Regions from separate parts of the Homo sapiens genome. Here region 2 is linked to region 1. The links are chromatin loops, found by intact Hi-C in ENCODE. Cell type or tissue: A673. All regions are shown on one strand. Each heading gives the region's core, and the rest is flanking DNA. Links, peaks and the distances in the headings are about the cores only. Region 1 has its middle 25 kb from the start of LINC01359. Region 2 overlaps JAK1 (Janus kinase 1).

Region 1 (10,118 bases), core at 1,197-9,196:
AAGAGTAATTACATTTCCAATAGAAATTAGCACTGTGCATTCTGGAACTCTCCTGAGTTTCTTATCTTGATTTGCAAAATAATTCAAAGCTTCAAAGAAAAATCTAGGCTGGGCGTGGTGGCTCACGCCTGTAATCCCAGCACTTTGGGAGGCTGAGGTGGGTGGATCACCTGAGGTCAAGAGTTTGAGACCAGCCTGGCCAATATGGCAAAACCCCGTCTCTACTAAAAATACAAAAATTAGCTGGGCGTGGTGGTGCGTGCCTGTAGTCCCAGCGACTTGGGAAACTGAGGCAGGAGAATTGCTTGAACCCAGGAGGCAGAGGTTGCAGTGAGCTGAGATCGCGCCACTGCACTCAAGTCTGGGCAGCAAAGCAAGACCCCATCTCACAAGAAAAAAAAAAAAAAAAAGAAAAAGAAAAATCTGTGTTTTTCCAGCCCCTAGGTTAACATCAAGAGAGGGTCTTTGAGATACAAAGCACATTTCTTTAATTTTTAATTTTGATACAGTCTCAAATTCTGTGTGCCCTTAACCCAGAATCATCAATTGTTTTAGCTCATTTCCTTTATCATTCTCTCTCTGTCTCTGGCATGTGTGTATGATTTTTTTCTGAAAAAATTTTAGAGTAAATTGGAGCCATGAGATGTTAGGAGACCCCTAAACACTTCAGATTATTTGCTGAAAAAAAGGACATTCTCTTATATAACCATAGCAAAATGATTAAAACAAGAAATTTAACTTTGATACAATACTGTTATCTAATCCAGGGTCCATGGACAAATTCCATTAATTGCCCTAATAATGTCTTTTTGTAGTTGTTTGACTTTCCCAGGTCAAATCCAGTCTTAGACCATGCAGTGCATTTGGTTGTCTCATCTCTGTAATCTTCTTTAATCTGGAAGAGTTCCTCAGCTTTTCATTGACTTTCTCTTACTTGAAATTTTTTAAAAAGTACAGGGCAGTTATTTTGTAGAATGTTCTACAAAATAACTCCTACAAGTATTCTGACTTGCCTAATGATCACATTCAGGTTGTATATTTTGAGCAGAAATACCACAGAAGTAGTGTTTTGTCCTTCTCAGCACTTTATATGAGAAAGTACATGATGCTGCTTTATCTTAGAACATCACGTACTTTGATCTCTGGTTAAGGCGGTATCCACCATATTTCCCCACTGTAAAGTGACTATTTTTCCTTTTTTTTTTTTTTTTTTTTTGAGATAGGGTCTCTCACTCTGTTGCCTAGGCTGGAGTGTAGTGACTTGATTTCGGCTCACTTCAGTCTCACCCTCCCTGGCTCAACTGATCCTCCCACCTCAGCCTACTGAGTAGCTGGGACTACAGGTGTGCGCCCCCACACCCAGCTAGCTGTTGTATTTTTTGTAGAGATGGGGTGTTGCCGTGTTGTCTAGGGGGGTCTTAAACTCCTAGGCTTAAGCATTCCACCCACCTCTGCCCCCCAAAGTCCTGGGACCACATGCATGAGCCACTGCACTGGCCACCGTTTTTTCTTTTGCAATTAAAAAACAATTGGTCACTGAGGCCAGGTGCGGTGGCTCACACCTGTAATCCCAGCACTTTGGGAGGCAGAGGTGGGTGGATCACCTGAGGTCAGGAGTTCAAGACCAACCTGGCCAACATGGTGAAACCCCATCTCTACTAAAAATACAAAAATTAGCTGGGCCTGGTGTGTGCACCTGTAATCCCAGCTAGTTGGGAGGCTGAGGCAGGAGAATCACTTGAACCCGGGAGGTGGAGGTTGCAGTGAGCAGAGATCGCACCACTGCACTCCAGCCTGGGTGACAGGGTGAGACTCTGTCTCAAAAAAAAAAAAAATTGTCAGGAGGTTTTGGGGACTATGTTAATATTCTGTTCCTCATCAAACACTCACCCACTAGTTTTAGCATTCACTGATGATTTTCAAATTCTATCCTCCCATTTATTAATTGGCTTTTTACTGCAAGAATGAGAAACTTTCTCTTCTAAGGGATGGTTTCTGATACAACACGTCTATGAGTTTCTGAGACTTTGTCTCAGTTTATTTGGGCTGCCATAACAAAATATTGTAGACTAGGTGGCTTAAACAACAGAAATTTATTTCTCACAGTTCTGGAGGCTGGGAAATCCAAGATCAAGATGCCAGCTGGTTCAGTTCCTTGTGAGAGCTCTCTTCCTGGTTTGCAGATGGCCACCTTCTTGCTGTGCCCTCACACATTGCAGAGAGAGTGCTGGTATCCCTTCCTCTTTTAATAAGGGCACTAATCCCACCAAGGGCTCCATCCTCATAATCTCGCTAAACCTAATTACTTCCCCAAAGCCTCACCTCCTAATACCATCACATGGGGGATTAGGGCTTCAAAACACGGATTTTGGTGTGGGGGAACACACAGTCCATAACAGACTTTTTTTTTTTTAACTTTTTAACTTTTAAGTTCAGAAGTACATGTGCAAGTTTCTTATGTAGGTAAACTTGTGTTGTGGGGTTTGTTGTACAGATTATTTCATTACACACTCTTAAGCCCAGTACCCATTCGTTATTCTTCCTGATCCTCTTTCTCTACCCTCCAATAGGCCCCAGTGTCTCTTGTTCCCCTCTATGTGTCCATGCGTTCTCATCATTTAGCTCACACTTGTAAGTGAGAACATGTGGTATCTAGTTTTCTGTTCCTTCATTAGTTTGTTAAGGATAATAGCCTCCAGCTCCATCCATGTTCCTGCAAAGGACATGATCTCATTCTTTTTTATGGCTGCATAGTACTCCATGGTGTATGTACCATATTTTATTTTCAAATACCAATGATGGGCATTTAGGTTGATTCCAAGTATTTGCTATGGCGAGTAGTGCTGCAGTGAACATACATGTGAATATATCTTTATGATAGAACGATTTGTATTCCTTTGGGTATATACCCAGTAATGGGATTGCTGGGTCAAATGGTATTTCTGCATAACAGACTTTTAAAAGGAAAAATAGGCTGGGTGTGTTGGCTCACGCCTGTAATCCCAGCACTTTGGGAGGCTGAGGCAGGCAGGTCACTTGAGTTCAGTAGTTTAAGACCAGCCTGGGCAACATAGTGAAACCCCATCTCTACAAAAAATACAAAAAAAATTAGCTGGGCACAGTGGTGCATGTCCGTAGTCCCAGCTACTTGAGAGGCTGAGATGGGAGTATCACCTGAGCCCTGGAGTTTGAGGCTGCAGTGAGCTATGATCATGCCACTGCCCTCTAGCCTGGGTGACAGAGTGAGACCCTGTCTCAGGAGAAAAAAAAAAGGAAAAATAAATACCCACTATTGTAAGAAGATGGTATCCTCATTGGATTGGGTAACTGATATTGAGCCTTGACCCCTGCATAGTAAAAGTAATTCCTTCCTTTGTCCTTTGTAATGATTCTTTTACTTTGTTCATATTTTTACTATCAAATGGTGAGCTAATTTTGCTCCTTTCCTCTTATTTGGCACTGAAGTCTGTTTCTTATTTGTTGCTATCAGATAAATCTGAATTTAAATTCCATACTTCCAGTTGTGTGTGACATTGGCCATGTTATTTGGGCCTCACCCTCCTTGCCCACAAAATAGGGATGATAACCCTTATCTCAGTGCTATTGGGAGGATTAAATCAGATAACGTATGTAAAAACATGTAACATGGTATCTGATAAAAAGAATACAATTAGTAAATAAGTTTTCTGTCTTTGACTTAAAGTTCCAATTTTTAGTGACACATTTTTATAAGTTTCAATGACTTAATTGCTCTCTTCAAGGGGTTAGATGATCTTCTTAGATAAGAAGTTTGCATCAGAAAGAGAAAGGATTAGTGGTATCTATCAACTTTTACATGATTTGTGTGGTTATACCAGTCCCTCCCTCCCTCCCTCCCTCCCTCCCTCCCTTCCTTCCTTTCTTCCTTTCTTCCTTCCATTTGCCACATAGTTAATGGCATTTGCTATATGCTAGTCACTATTCTGGGTGCTAGGGATAGAACAGCAGACAAAATCTCCTGACTTGACATCCATTATATTCTAATCAAAGGAGACAGATGATAAATATATAAATAAACTTTTAAAATTAGATAGGGTAAGTGCTATGGAGAAAAATAACACTGGGAAGGAGAATAAGAATTGTGAGGGGATTGCTATTTTAATTAGTCAGGGAAGGACTCACTGATGAGACAACACATGAGCAGAGACCTCAAGGAGATGAGGCATTGAGTTATTAGTGTAGCTGAGGGAAAAGCGTTCCAGGCAAAGGAAATATTTCAGACAAGAAACCTAAGGCATAGATTGACTTACTGAGGGTTCACCCAAAGGAATCATAAAAAGAGCTCAGGCAGTTCTGTGGAGCACAAAAACACTCTACTTCCCTTCTGTGAGCTTGATTATAGGTAAGAGCAGAATGGCTGGACAGCTGTTGGGGTTGTGCCAGCTGTGGCAGCGTGCCACGCAGACTTCCCTTCCAGAAAGAACCTGCTGCAAGGAATGCAGAACGCTGACAGCTTCTAGTCTGGATCCACCCCAGCATCCAGGGTGCAGCACTTTCTCCCAGGCAGCCCTCTACCAATGACTGAGCATGGCAGGGGTACTAGGGCATGACCACTGCCATGCAACGTGGGACTTTTTTGAGGGCAATCCTTGTGCCAGAGCTCCCTATTAGGCTGACCAGGACATTTCCAGAGCTGCACCACAGTCTGAGACTCTATTCACCCACACAATCATCCTTCCTTACCCTTCTCCTTTTACAAGCCTCAGACCTGCAACATGGTTTTAAGGCTTTCCCTGCCCTCTCCAGCTCCCTCTTCCTTTTGCCTTTCACAGTTATTACAACCCAGTGCTTTCACTTATAAACCCATCCTGGTGCCTGTCTGCTTCCTAGAGGACCCAAATTGACAGGAAGCGGAACAAAAATACATGTAAGGAGATTTTGCTCTGCTTCTTCTGCCGGCATCAGTCAGAGATAGACCAAGGGAATTGGAGGAGGGCAGTCGGCAGTGATGTCAAGGATGATCAAAGTTTCGAGATAATTGGCTGGGTGCAGTGGCTCACACCTGTAATCCCAGCACTTTGGGAGGCTGAGATGGGCGGATCACTTGAGGTCAGCCTGGCCAACATGGTGAAACCCCATCTCTACTAAAAGAAAAAAAAAATTAGCCAGGTGTGGTAAATTAGCCAGGTGTGGTGGTGTGCACCTGTAGTCCCAGTTACTCAAGAGACTGAGCCAGGAGAATAGCTTGAACCCAGGAGGCAGAGGTTGCAGTGAGTCGAGATCGCACCACTGCACTCCAGCCTGGGCAACAGAGTGATACTCCATCTAAAAAAAACAAAAAACCCCAAAAGTTTCCAGATAACCAGCTCTACCCAGGCCATCTCAAATAGTATACAATCTGAATGAAACCTGCTTATTTAAAAAAAATGGTTTTTATTTTTTTGAGACTGCCTAACTCTGTTGCCCAGGCTAGAGTGCAGTGGCGCAATCTCAGCTCACTGCAGCCTCTACCTCCTAGGTTCAAGCAATTCTCCTGCCTCTGGCTCCAGAGGTGCACTCCGCCATGCCTGGCTAATTTTTGTATTTTTTAGTAGAGATGAGGTTTCACCATGTTGGCCAGGTTGGTCTCAAACTCCTGGCCTCAGGTGATCTGCCCGCCCTCTGCCTCCCAAAGTGCTGGGATTACAGGTGTGAGCCACTGCACCTGGCCAAACCTTCTTATTTAAAATGCAAACAATTTCAAAAGCAACTCCTCTAGAAGCTCATAGCAGCCAGATGGCTGCCCCTAAGCTTTTCTTATGTAGAAATTCTGGGGCTACCAATGGAACAGTTCCAAACCCTTCCTTCCTTCTTTCCTGTTCTAGAGGAGGAAGGGATTAGCTAACAAACTAGAATCCAGGGGGGCAGCGTGCTTTGAGAGGGGAAGCTGGCACTCATTTTCACTGCTGGAAGCCAAACCGTGGGATTCTGAGGTCTCCAGGGACATTTTCTAGATCTCCAACTGTGATGATCATCTCTGTCTTATACCCCAGGCTGTGTTCAAAGGACTGCCTGTGTCTGGCTCACCATGCTCCACTGACATTCCAGCCAGAAACCATTCTCGGTGTTGATAGAACAATGCTCTAATCACATAGCTGAAATTACAGTTTGGGGCTCAATAAGGTAATGGTTCAAAAGATTTTCTGTGGAAATCTCTGCAGTCCCATCTGGAAAGCAAACACTGGCTGGATAGGTAGTAGCGTTGGGGTGGGATCACATGGAAGGCATGTAGACAAAGTTATGACCCAGGATTTCAGAGTGAATATCCTCTATGTGCCAGGCACTTTTACAGGTTTATATTTCTAGAACCAACCTATGATGCTGGAATGATAATTTGAGGTAATCCCTGTTTTATGGCTTAGAAAAATGTGGTTTGGCTGGGTGTGGTGGCTCATGCCTGTAATCCCAGCATTATGGGAGGTCAAGGCAGGAGGATCGCTTGAGTCCAGGAGTACAAGAGTAGCCTGGGCAACATGGCAAAACCCCATCTCTACAAAAAATATAAAAAATTAGCCAGGCATGGTGGTATGCACCTATAGTCACAGCTACTCGGGAGGCTGAGCTGGAAGCATTTCTTGAGCCTAGGAGGTCGAGGCTACAGTGAGCTGTGATCATGCCAGTGCACTCTAGCCTGGGTGACAGAGTAAGACCCTGTCTCAAAAAAGGAAAGAAAAAAGAAAGAAAGAAAAAAATTGATTTGTAAAGTTAAGTGATTTTTTCCAAGGTCATAGTGCTAGCAAGTAGCAAACCTAGGATTCGAGCCAGGTCTTCAGATGCTAAATTTAGTGACTTTTTAATGATTTTACTGCTGGCTAACTATTCTCTTGCCTTTATCCATATTCCTGTGTCAATAATAGTATTTTACCCTGTGGCCTCACCTCTTTGCTTAGTTGCTTAGATAAAAATCATGTTGATTTTTAGTGAGGCCGTGGTTGGGAAGCACTGTAGTGGACATTTGCTAGTTTTTGACATCCCCGACATCCCTTTTCCTCCTATTTTGGTAAATGTATTCTAATTTCTCTCTGGATAACTCTCTCTCTTCCCCGACTTGGAATCCATGTTTCGGGTGGGCTCTAACCATTGCTTCGGGAATGGGATCTGTGAATCCCCCTAAATCAGTGTACCTATTCCTCTTGGCCACTGCAGTTTGGATTGGTCTGTAATCAGTCAGGACCCGTAAGTCTTTTTGCCAGTGCTTCTGTGAGCAAGCACTCTTCTCCTGTGGGCCTGAACCTGGAAGAACGTGTGGCTGGAGCTGCTATAGCCATCTTGCTGTTCTAATTGGTGAGGCCTATCCAAGAATGGGGCTCAGACAGTGAAAACAGAGCTAAGAGGGGAGAAGGAAGAAATCAGGTTCTGGTGTCACTTTTTTTTTTGAGACAGAGTTTCGCTCTTGTTGTCCAGGCTAGAGTGCAATGGCACGATCTCGGCTCACTGCATCCTCTACCTCCCGGGTTCAAATGATTCTCGTGCCTCAGCCTCCTGAGTAGTTGAGATTACAGGTGCCTGCCACCACGACTGGCTAATTTTTGTATTTTTAGTAGAAATGGGGTCTCACCATGTTGGCCAGGCTGGTCTCAAACTCCTGACCTCATGTGATCTGCCCACCTTAGCCTCCCAAACTGCTGGGGTTACAGGTGTGAGCCACCACCCCTAGCCTTTTTTTTTCTTTCTTTTTTTTTTTTTTTTTTTTGCTTTGGACCAGGCCATTCTTGAAGCCACAACTACCTCCAAGAACTTTCAGTTCTGTGATACAACAAGTTCCATTAATGCTTAAGCTAATAATGTAGGTTGGGTTTTCTGTTACTTTCAACTGCAAGAGGCTTACCTGTTACAACAGACTCTCTCAATTCAATTTCACCCAAGTTAAGAATCAATTAGGACTCAACAACAAAAAGACAAATGACCCAATTTAAAATGAGCAAATGTTATGAATAGACATTTCCCCAAAGAAGGTGTACAAGTAGCCAATAAACTCTTGAAAAGATGTTCAACGTCATTAATCATTAAGAAAATGCAAATCAAAACCACAATGAGATATAACTTTACACCCCCTAGGATGGCTGTAATAAAAAATATGAACAACAAGTGTTGGCAAGGATATGGAGAAATTAGAACCCTTGTACCTTGCTGGTAGGAATGTAGGTGGTACAGCCACTTTGGAAAACAGTCTGGCAGGTCCTCAAATGATTAAACATAGAGTTACCAGCTATTCTACTCCTAGGTATATACCCCCAAAACATGGAAATATATGGCCGCAAAAAGTTTTGTACAAGAATGCTCATAGTACTTGTATTCATAACAGCCAAAAATGGAAAACAACTCAAATGTCCAGCAATAGGAGATTGGATAAACACATTGTGATATATTCATACAAAGGAATACTACTCAGCAATAAAAGGAACGAGCCACTGGTACATGCAAAAAAAAAAAAAAAAAAGGATGAATCTAGAACCATGGTGAGTGAAAGACACCAGATGCAAAATAATAAATACGGTATGACTCCATTTACATGCAATCCCAGAGCAGGCAAACTAATCTATGGTGATAGGATTAGAAAGTGGTTCCCTCAGCAGGGTGCAGTAGCTCACACCTGTAATCCCAGCACTTTGGGAGGCCGAGGTGTGTGGATCATGAAGTCAGGAGATCGAGGCCATCCTGGCTAACATGGTGAAACCCCATCTCTACTAAAAATACAAACAATTAGCCTGGTGTGGTGGTGGGCACCTGTAGTCCCAGCTCCTCGGGAGGCTGAGGCAGGAGAATGGCATGAACCCAGGAGGTGGAGCTTGCAGTGAGCCGAGATTGTGCCACTGCAGTCCAGCCTCAAAAAAAAAGAAAGTGGTTCCCTCAGTGAGAAGGAAAGGGGGTTTGACTAGAAAGGGACAAGAGGATGAGACAACTTTCTGGAACTTTAGATGGTAGTTACATTAATGTGTACAATTATCGAAATCTGTTGGCCAAGCATGTTGGCTCAGGCTTGTAATACCAGTGCCTCAGGAGGCTGAGGTGGGAGGATTGCTTGAGGCCAGGAATTCAAGACCAGCCTGGGCAACATAGCTTGACAAAAATAAAAAATAAAAATTAGCCCAGTATGGCTACGTATGCCTGTGTCTCCAGATACTTGGGAGGCTGAGGTGGGAGAATCACTTAAGCCTAGGGGATTGAGGTTGCAGTGAGCCATGATCACTCCACTGTACTTCAGCTTGGGTGACAGAACGAGACCCTACCTCTAAAATTTAAAAAAAAGTCATTGAACCGAACCTTAACATCAGCGTATTAAATACTTCACTTAAAAATAATTAATAGTTGGAATGATACAGAGAAGATTAGCATGGCCCCTGTGTAAGGATGACAGGAAAAAAAATTCTATGTTTTAAATGTTTACTGCTTCCTCACTTTTCATGAGAAAAAAAGCATCCACTGAATTTATATGATCTAACAGGTGTGAAAAACTCCCTATCAAAAAATATCATTCCCCACCAACTTAAGAATAGACTGAATTTCCCCTGATTAGTTTCTCCTTTGATATACACATTGAAAGCCCTAAATAAAATGCTATATTAATTTTTCCCAATGAATATTTTAGCATGACACTAATGTATGAAGTTGGTTCTCCTCCCTCTTAGCAAGGTACTGCAACCCACTATTGACTATGTTAAAGTCTAAAAATAAAGAAGATAATAAAAGTAATAAAATGGTGATTACCTTCTTCAAGTTGCTTAGAAGTCTGAAGAGGCACCAACTCTTACAAACTAAATTTTCACTTTGGCTGACTCAGTCTCATTTCTTAATTTTTTCTTTACATCACCCCACCTCCCAGCCTTATGCCTCATCACTTACTACCTACTGATCAGTTTAATGGGCCTCAGAAAGGCTATGGAAATCCTAAAATGCAGAGTCATTTACAAACTTCCCTCACATGAGCCCTCCAATCCCTATGGGTGCACTGGAATATCCATTTTGTTGGTGATTTATGGGTTAGAAAGAGCCCTTAATTGCTTCACTAGCATGGACTTCTCTGTGACCAAGAAAAAATAAAAAAATAAAAAAATGGCAATGTGGGCTCCTTTGAGAGAAAGGAGAGGGGACATTACACA
Region 2 (10,118 bases), core at 1,131-9,130, 110 kb after region 1:
AATAGTGATCCCAGAAACACAATACAATATTTAATGAAGTGCTAATTATGTTGCGTGTCAGTCATTGTAGGCTGCAATTGATGGAGCTAGGTGGTGGAGGAGGAGGAGGTTGGATTGGGATGGGCCTTGAAGGGTAGTAAGTAGAATGTTAATGGAAAGAACCTGCAATTGTTTCCTACCCCAACTTTCCAAGTTATTATTATCCACAGAGTCACATTGGCTTGTATTCCAAATTTACTTTATAGTAGCTAATAAGTATCTTTTTTATTTAGTACCTAACGTATGATTTCCACTGTGGTTGGTCCTTGACAACAGTTAGGTGAGAGCGAATTGATACTAGAGATGCAGAAATGTAAGGCTTAGAAGCTCAAGTGTCCAGGACCACACAGAGCTCATAAGTGGCAGAGCCAGGATTTAAACTCAGGTTTGACTGATGTCAAAGCCACTCCTTATGGTCTTTTTGATATTTTTGCTCTAGAGATGGTGTTCATGATTAGCTTGTTTACTTACCAACCATTTTCTATTCAGATTATAAAGCAGATCTCATTTGGCCGAGACTTGGAGATTTAAGTTTTTGATATGTAATCTATGATTGAATTTAAATGAGGTATGGTTAGAAAGTTCCAGCCCAGTTAGTAATTTAGCACCTTAAAGCATTCAACAAGCATGGTTAACCAAAAACCTAAATCATACTAAATGTTTGAAGTGGTGAACAGGAGGGAATATTTTTATATTGTTACTAGTCAGCTTTAAAAAAAAATGTGTTTATAAACTGAGAAGTCTAGGTACATGACATTTATACTCCTGATGTTTGACTGGCTTTGGAAATTCCCACGTTGTGACTTCTTGTAAGCTTGGCTGAATGAACTGACAGGGGATTCCAGCCCTTACTGTATAATTAAAGGTAAAGATACAGAATGCATCTCTCTACCTCCAACTATTGTGTAGTTAGTTGTAGCTACCAATGAAATTATCAGGTCAATGCAAAAAAACCCTTGTTTTTATTTATACAGGGTACAGGGATGGTCTGATTAGTTGTTCTCAAGTAACTAACTGGGGGGTGGGGGGCATTTAGTAGTGTTGTTGTTGTGGTTTTTTTTTTCCATAAGAACAATCAAATGAGGAAACTAATAGCACTGTGGGCTGCTTAGGGAATTTTTGTCACTGAAAGAACTGCTGCAAGCCCTGTGTCTCAGGAAGGGTGATGGAATGTCTAAATGTCCATCTGTCGGGAGAAGATTGAAGTCCCTATGCCGATCTACTCTGCTTGTGCAACTTTGTGATTTGCAGCCAGTTACTTAATCTCTCTTTACTGTTGTTGACTGAAGTCATGCTATAGCTGGTATTTCATATTACAAGGACAGAGTTCAAGAATTATCTTCTTGGTTGGAAATGGAAAGGAGGTATATCTGGAGTCAAGTCCAAATGGGTAAGCCATCTCACTCTAGAAACTCACTGTACAAAGGGACTAAGAAGGGAATAGAGAAGCTGCCTTGTTTATAAAAGGTTGATCCACTCCCAATAGTATAATCACAACAATTTCTAAGAGGTTTTATTTCAACCACTTATTTTCTTATCCCTAGGTTACACATCAGTTTGGTGAGAAGAGCTCAGTTTTTGGTTTTAGATGAGCTGAGTGCTTGTCTCAGTTCAGCCACTTGCTAGCTGCATAGCCTTATGCAAGGCACTTAAATTCTCTGAATCTCTGTTTCTTTATCTGTAAAATGATTTCCAGTGACCTACTATATACTCTAGTAGGTCACTGGAAATCAGTTAAGTTAATAGATGTGAAAGTGCTTTGTACACTTCAAAGGGCTGTCTAAATGTCTGTATGAGCCTGAAGGATAGTTGTTATGCTTTCAGTTATCAGTAGTCTAGGTGGCTGTGCAGAAAGGGAGAGGCGAGGGAGTCATATTTTTGACAACTAACTTGGGGTCCTATGATCGAAAGCCCAGAAATCCTCACTTAGATTTTTTCCCTAATGCAGCAGTCTTGTGCTGGATTTTGGAGTGTGGTAGAAACATATGCTACACTTATTAAAGGGGTTTGGCACTCTGTAATGTGGGATTACTGGCATAGAAGATGAAATGATAAAGGAACATCTCATCATATTCAGATGTGTGAGTCATGCACGCTTATGAGTTACTCTGAAAAATGGAATTATAATAGAAATGGGCATGAGTTCAACTTACATTATTTTCCTTGGCTTTAGCAGTTTTCAGGTTAAAAGTCACTGGATACATTTAACTGTCTTAAAGCATAGCATTTATAAAAAGCTTTTAGAACTTAGACTGTACAAAAGCACCTGAATTGGAAACTGTGTCTCTTATTTTTTCTATCAGTAGGATATTAGGGACAGTTTTGCACTGGACCTGTTCCTGTGTACTGCCTTGATACTTAACTCAGTCAGTGAATCAGTAAGCAGGAATATATGGACTCCTATAACCCTATTGGCCTTCAGGGAGCTTCATGGTCATTTATTCTGCCTGCCTGTTTTACAGTGGGGAAAACTGAGGGCCAGAAGGGTTCCTTGAATTATCCAAGGCCCAAGGTTAGGTTCTGGCAGAGGCAGGGTTAGAACTCATTCAGTCCACACCATGCTGTCTCCAGTGTATATGTGCTGGATGAGAAATTTTCCACTGCCAGCATTAATTTAATTTAATTTAATTTTAGTTTGGTCTAGTGTAGTCTAGTCTTGGATTAGTTTAAGACAGAGTCTTGCTGTGTCGCCCAGGCAGGAGTGCAGTGGCATGATCTCGACTCTTTCCAATCTCTGCTTCCTAGGCTTAAGCAATTCTCGTGTAGTTCTCAGCCTCCCAAGTAGCTGGGACTACAGGTATGTGCCACCACACCCAGCTAATTTTTATGTTTTATGTAGAGATGAGGTCTCGCCATGTTGCCCAGGCTGGTCTTGAATTCCTGGGCTCAAGTGATCCACCTGCCTTGGCCTCCCAAAGTGCTAGGATGACACATGTGCCACCACACTTGTCCTGTTTATTCCATTTAAATTACAGTTCATTTTGTGTAAGCCACTTTTCCCTGTTTCCGTCAATTTCAGATTTGGAAATACTTTTCAAGGATTATCCTTAATACTACATCTCCTCTTTATGCTTAAAAATTTTGTTTGATTCTTTAACCAGAAATGATCATAGTGATTTTTAACTTTCAATAGGGAGCTACTTTTTCATTAATTACTTGGGTCATATTTGTCACTTGATTCTTAGCACTTTTTTCTTTTGATGTCGTTTATTATTTATTGAGAAACATTTGAGTTCTTACTCTGTGCCAGGCCCTGTGCTTAGCAGGTGCTGGAGGTGAGAAGGCACTAAGTGATGGAAGGACCTCATCCAAGAACCCGACTCTGTCCTGAGAGGATCTAGGGTGTCCGTCAGGCCCCACCCCATTTGACTTAGGACCATTATTGTTTTTATAGTAGCTACTTGAAAGACTCATTAGGAAAAGTCATGCTTTTGTTCATTTCTGTTTTCAACCTAGCTAAGGAGACATATATTACAAGTAAATAATGGCACAAATTGGCAAATGATGAAAGTCCAGGGGATTATTGCCTAGGTAGAATTTTAGAAAGATGATGTGGAGAAATAGGAACACTTTTACACTGTTGGTGAGACTAAACTAGTTCAACCATTGTGGAAGACAGTGTGGCGATTCCTCAGGGATCTAGAACTAGAAATATCATTTGACCCAGCCATCCCATTACTGGGTATATACCCAAAGGAATATAAATCATGCTGCTATAAAGACACATGCACACGTATGTTTATAGCGGCACTATTCACAATAGCAAAGACTTGGAACCAACCCAAATGTCCATCAATGATAGACTGGATTAAGAAACTGTGGCACATATACACCATGGAATACTATGCAACCATAAAAAACGATGAGTTCATGTCCTTTGTAGGGACATGGATGAAGCTGGAAACCGTCACTCTCAGCAAACTGTCGCAAGGACAAAAAACCAAACACCGCATGTTCTGACTCATAGGTGGGAATTGAACAATGAGAACACTTGGACACAGGAAGAGCAACATCACACACCAGGGCCTGTTGTGGGGTGGGGGAAGTGGGGAGGGATAGCGTTAGGAGATATACTTAATGTAAATGACAAGTTAACAGGTGCAGCACACCAACATGGCACATATATACCTATGTAACAAACCTGCACGTTGTGCACATGTACCCTAGAACTTAAAGTATAATAATAAAAAAAAAGGTAAAAGGAGCCAGGTGAAATTAATATCCTATTTCAACATGTAATCAATATGAGAATTGTTTATGAGATACTTATAAATTTTTCTTCTTCGAAAAAAAAGTTGCTGCCATTCAAGATGGTCTTTAAAGAAGCGTAGTATTTGATTACTGGAGAGGATAAGGTAATTGATTTTTTTTCAAGTTTCAGTTATTTGTTAATGTAATCTCCAACACATTATATCAACATGATTTCATGTATCTAAAGGAGAAATATTTCCTAGTTAAGTGGAAAATAGTGCAGCTAGCTTCTGGAAGATCTTCATTCTAAGCAGCTTTATAGTGAAACATTTCATTTAGAAATCTGGACCATCTTTCTTCAGTTTACTGTAATCCACATTCACTGAGTAGAACTTGTATTGCTCATTGGAACCCAGTTTATTCCAGGGCCCTGGGTCATTCTTTCTGGCCCAACTAACATCTGGATTGAAATGCCAGATGCAAGACATACAGTGCTGCTCTGGTACCTCTAGCTCCATTAAATACAAAGAGGGGGATCAAACTCAGTTCCTTGGCCTGACCAAGGACCTGGTGGAGCATGTTTTCAGCAAGGGCATCTGATTTAAAAGGAGAGAACTAGCTTAGCTGCCAGGCCCTTGACTAAGTAGTATCTCAGAATAAAGTAATTGAAAATTAATGAGTATCTACTTAGGGTCTCTAAATATATTTAATTTTCTATGGAGGGAACTTTTTAAATTGAAAAATGTATCAACATAGAGAAGACTATGTAAACAGTATGTGTATAGTTAGAGAAAAATACCTATGTATCCACCATTCAGGTTAAGAAAGAGAACATTACTGGTATCTTAGAAATCACCTGGTAGTCCCCTCCACTGCACTTCCCTCAGAGGTAACAGTCACCCCCACTTTGGTATTAATCATGCCCTTTCTACCAGTGTATATGTCCCCAGAGCAAGCATAAACCTAGGTGTATAAGGAAAGGGCAGTGATGCCATCTCTAGATGAAGGCTCCCAGGAGAAGAGCTTCATGGTCTCTGGTTGAATTCATTACCCCTGTGTCTGAACAGAAACTCTGGGTCAAGTCTGGATCCAGAGTTGAGAGGTTGCAGGGACCCTTTTGGGAAAGTCAGTGGAAAAGATCATGAATGAGTTGTGGGAAACAGGGCTTCTCATAGTTGGAGGTACCTAGAAGACTGCAGTGGGCCCAGCTGTTGGGAGCCTGGGAGGAGTGGAGTCAAGAGGAATGTGCTGCTCCACCCTGGCTTATGTCCAGCTCTCAGGAATAGGCCAAATGGAATACTTCTGCGGGGTGAAATAGTCTTCTGCTGATTCAGGCAGCAGGACACAGCAGGGGAACAGGAATTTCATCAGTGCATGATTAAGAAAAACCAAATTCCATTAGGAATTTGGTCCAGGCTCACCCAGGCATTCTACCCTCAATGCAGTCTACGGGGATCTTGGCAGTGACTGCCCTCAACATAAGTATCCCTCAAGTTGCCCTGCTCACATGGGGATTGGTCATCCTCTGAGGCTGGCCACAGCTTTTGTGTTGAGACCGCTCTGTTCTGTGCTCCTGGGAGTTCCCTTCACTTCCTCTTTGTTTAATCTTTATTTCCTGTGTTGGAGCCTGTCTCCTGTTATTTTCAGAAGGATGCATAGCAGTTTGTTTTTTGAGATCTTTGATGTCTAACTGTATCTTGATTCTTCCTTCATACTTCGTTGATAATTTGGCTGGTTATAGACTTCTGGGTTGGAAGTTGTTTCCCTTCAGAATTTTGCAGGCATTGGGTGCCTGTCTCTTTCCTTGGTGCAGCTGTTAAAAAGCCTGAGAATATTCTCAATTTTTGATCTTTTGAATGTAGCCTGTTTTATTCTCTTTTGGAAGCTTTATAGACCCTTGTTTCCAATGTTATGAAATTTCCCAGGAATGCCCCAAACAGGTCTTTTTCTCCATTGTTTTGATGGGCCTTTCCAACCTGGCAACTGGTAGCCTTTGGTTCTGGGAAATCTTTCTCAAATGGTTTTGCTGATGATTTTCTCCCCTCCACTTTCTTTGTCTTTTCTTTAGGAATTCAGACATGTGACTGTCTGGATTGCCCCCTTTAATTTTCTTATCTCTTTTCTCCTATTTTCAAACTGTTCTTTTCTAACCTATTTCCTAAACTTTTTTTTTTTTTTTTGAGAAAGGGTCTCACTCTGTCACCCAGGCTGGATGGAGTTCAGCGGCAGAATCTCGGCTCACTGCAACCTCTGCCTCCCGGTTCAAGCGATTCTCCCACCTCAGCCTCCTCAGTAGCTGGGACTACAGATGCATGCCACCACACCTGGCTAATTTTTGTATTTTTAGCAGAGACAGGGTTTCACTATGTTGGTCAGGGTGATCTTGAACTCCAGACCTCAAGAGATCCCCCTGCCTCAGCCTCCCAAAATGCTGGGATTATAGTCATGAGCCACTGCGCCTGGCCTTTTCCTAAACATTATCTTCCAACCTTTTTAGCTTTTGAAAATTAAGATATTATTTACCTACAGCAAAGCTTATCAATGCTAAGTGTTCCTTTGGCTGTTTTGACAATCATATAGGCTTGTGCAGTTACCACCCTAAACAAAATATAGAACATTTCTATCAACCTAGAAGTTCCGTAGGGCCCTTTCCCAGCTGTGTTTTCATTTCTGTTATTATCTTTTTAATATTCGAGAGCTCCTTTTTTCTCTGAAATGTTACTTTAAAAAAGAAACATTTTATTCTTGATTCACAAATAAAAGGTATTCTTTTATCTTTCTGAAGACATTAATTTTTAAAGTTTTCTCTCTGTGTAATGTTTTCTCTGAGTTGCTTTTTTCTATCTCCATGTCTGCATTAGAGGCTTTCCTCAGACATATGTTTACCTTGGCTGTTTGTTTATGATTAAACTTGGAGGAAGGCTGAGCATGTGCCTCGGGCTTGTGAACTTTGAACGTCACTAAGAGTGAGCCATTCATTGGGGAACTCCCAGCCTCTGTGTCTTTAGGTCAGTCCTGGTGAGATGGTCACATTCCTCAGAAGACAGTATTCCAGTCTCTCACCTGGAGGGCTAGGGACTGGCTGCCAGCATTTCTGGAGCTGCAGGGAAGAGGGTGAAGGCTGTAGCATCCTGGCCCCCAGCACTCAGCATGTGTGCAGATGCCGTCTTTCTGCGTGCCCAGAGGTTCCCATGCTTCACCTGACATCTCTAGTTACAGGACCCTTTGTCTTATCCTTTCCAGAAACTAAACCTCTAGATATGTGTTTCCTTATAATAAAATAGTCACTAGCCACATGGTAGCCACTTAAATTTAAATTAACATTTAATAAAATTAAGAAATCGGTTTCTCAGTTACAGTAGCCATCTTTTAAATGCCTGGTAGCCACATGTGACTGGCTGCCGTACTGGACACAGCACAGATACAAAACGTTTCCATTATTGTGGACCATTTTACTGGACAGTGCTGGTCTAGACTTTTGCTGGGGCAGAGGAGTGGCCAACGGGATTCTTTTTCTCAAACACCTTTCTCTGGCCCTCTTTCTTCACCCCAGTTACTGGTGCTTCCTTCCAGTTCCTGTGACTTTGGAGACTTCTGTGGTATACGTTAATTTGGTTATCAGCTTTTGCCATTGTCAGCTTGGGATTCAGTATTTGTGGATTATCGAAGTCAATTTTTTTTTTACATATCCAACTACTTTCCAGTTTCCAAAGTTGTAGTTTTCTCCTCTTCTTTTCCCCTTACATATTTGTGAATTTGGTCTTAAACAGAAAAGCCATGCTGTATTTATTATACTACTTTATATATTTTAAAAATATGTACTATATTTTAGTGGAGTTTCAGAAGGGAGTGAAATTGGGTATTTCTGTTCAATCTGCCATTTTAGCTGGGAATCCTGCCTCATTTACCTTCACAATCCTATAAGGTATATATGTGGTTATTCTCATTTTATAGTGAAGAGAGGCAGGTAAAATAATTGACTCAAGGTCACATAGCTAGTAAGTGGGATTTGAAGTTGGATCAGACTTAAAAAATCAGAGAGCTTTTTTTATTAAATAGTGTTGTGCCTTATCTTGTATTGAGGAAAGACCCACCCATCACACGTTCCCCAAGTTGCAATACTATAGTTATAGTTGTGTTTTAAATACCATGTGTTTGGCTGGGCACAGTGGCTCATGCCTGTAATCCTAGCACTTTGGGAGGCAGAGATGGGTGGATCACTTGAGGTCAGGAGTTCAAGACCAGCCTGGCCAACATGGTGAAACCCCATCTCTACTAAAAATACAAAAATTAGCCGGGCATGGTGGTGCACACCTGTAATCCCAGCTACTCAGGAGACTGAGGCAGGAGAATCACTTGAACCCCAGAGGCAGAGGTTGCAGTGAGCTGAGATCACGCCACTGCGCTCCAGCCTGGGTGACAGATGAGACTCTGTCTCAAAAAAACAAAACAAAACCATGTATTTGCCCAGATACTTCCCAGTTATCCTTACAACCACTTAATAAAAGAGGTCAGCCTTGGATAGTTCTGTCTCAGAAAGGTTCTTTTCTCCTCAGCTGTTTATTTCGTTGTTTTGGGACTTTACAACCTCTAAACTTTGTGTTAGCTTTTTCTTTAGCAGTTCTCAAAGTGTTTAGAGTCAGAAGCATTCCATTGTTTAACTTAAACCTTTTATTTGAAGCATCTATGGTCATTCTCTTATATTAAAATTGTTCCCTCTTCATTTAACCTCACTTTCCATAAGGCAGCGAGTAGATCGTGTTTATTTTTGAATCCCTAGTGCCTGGCCCCTTGTCTGAGGTAGGGGATTCATAGTGTTTGGTTCAACATCATCTTTTATTTGGACCATTGCAGTTGCTTCCAAACTGCTGGTCTCTGCCTTCTGTCAGCTGCTCTCAAAATGACCTGACATTGGTCTTTCTCAAAATCAACAATCACTGGCCTCCTCTAACCTGCATTGTAGAGTCTTGGCTACTCAGCATGGTCTAGAGGGTTGACCACGCCTGCCTCTGTCCACTGCTGTAGCCCCATGTCTGGCCACTCACCCCCCAACGCACCCTCCAGTGCACCAATGTGCACTTTGTGAAAGGACCACTACATGCTCTCAAACTTGTGCTCTTATTTCTGCCAGAAATGTGCTATCTCCAGTCCCACCTATTTCTGTTATTTAATATCTATTTTTCTGCAAATCCCAGCCCCAGGACATTCTCTGTGAAACCTCGTCTGATCCACCCTTATATGGAGTTAGAAGATTATTTTTGCTCCCACACACTTCCTTTCAATTCCTCCCTCCCTCCCTCCCTCCCTCCCTCCCTTCTTTCCTTCCTTCCTTCCTTCCTTCCTTCCTTCCTTCCTTCCTTCCTTCTTTCCTTCCTTCCTCCCTTCCTCCCTCCCTCCCTCCCAAATGGAATCTTGCCATATGTATTATTCTGCAGTTTGATTTTTCTCCTTAATACGAAGCTTATCATGTTGTAACTATTGAATGATTAGTCAGTTCTATTAGTGTCTGGTTCATAGGAATTATTATCATTGTATGACCAATTTCTAGCACAGAGGCTGGCACATTGTAGGCACACAAAAATTATTTATTGAGTGAAATTGAGCCATGGTGTTGAGTGAGTCCATGGCAGTTCACTTGCCATTTATTGTCTTTGAATTCTGCTGTCAGTAGGGTGGTCATATGTTCCAGTATATGCCTATTCCTATTTTCCCAGCATAGTTATGAATAGTTCCTGATGTTTTAATATCTCCTAGTTGGTACAGTAAATTATATGGACACCCCAGCCTGGGCAATAAGGCGAGACCCTGTCTCTACAAAAAAATAGAAAAATTAGCCAGGCGTGATGGTGTGCACGCCTGTAGTCTCGGCTATTCTGGACGTTGAGGTG

Evidence for each region. Peaks named below come from ENCODE experiments on the same cell type or tissue, not always from the same donor. Only the 100,000 strongest peaks of a DNase experiment are listed, where the experiment ranks them.
Region 2: a loop joins it to region 1, with 2.7 times the contacts of the local background. A loop is called at or near these places in 1 of 110 quality-filtered maps.

What each region holds. Positions count from the first base shown.
Region 1 is chr1:65,022,254-65,032,371 of GRCh38, reverse strand. It overlaps a transcript of JAK1 not described here and the pseudogene RNU6-1176P. Among named protein-coding and RNA genes, the nearest start is that of LINC01359, 25 kb to the right of the region's middle. RefSeq lists an enhancer at 5,560-6,377. In A673, for the core only: no CTCF peak of the experiment used is centred there; a DNase peak (open chromatin) is centred at 5,891; H3K27ac peaks cover 2,588 bases.
Region 2 is chr1:64,913,133-64,923,250 of GRCh38, reverse strand. The region is part of intron 1 of JAK1 (Janus kinase 1); the gene reads left to right. It also overlaps the pseudogene LOC100130270. Among named protein-coding and RNA genes, the nearest start is that of JAK1, 48 kb to the left of the region's middle. RefSeq lists an enhancer at 7,051-7,345. In A673, for the core only: no CTCF peak of the experiment used is centred there; DNase peaks (open chromatin) are centred at 5,520 and 5,760; H3K4me3 peaks cover 992 bases; H3K27ac peaks cover 7,648 bases.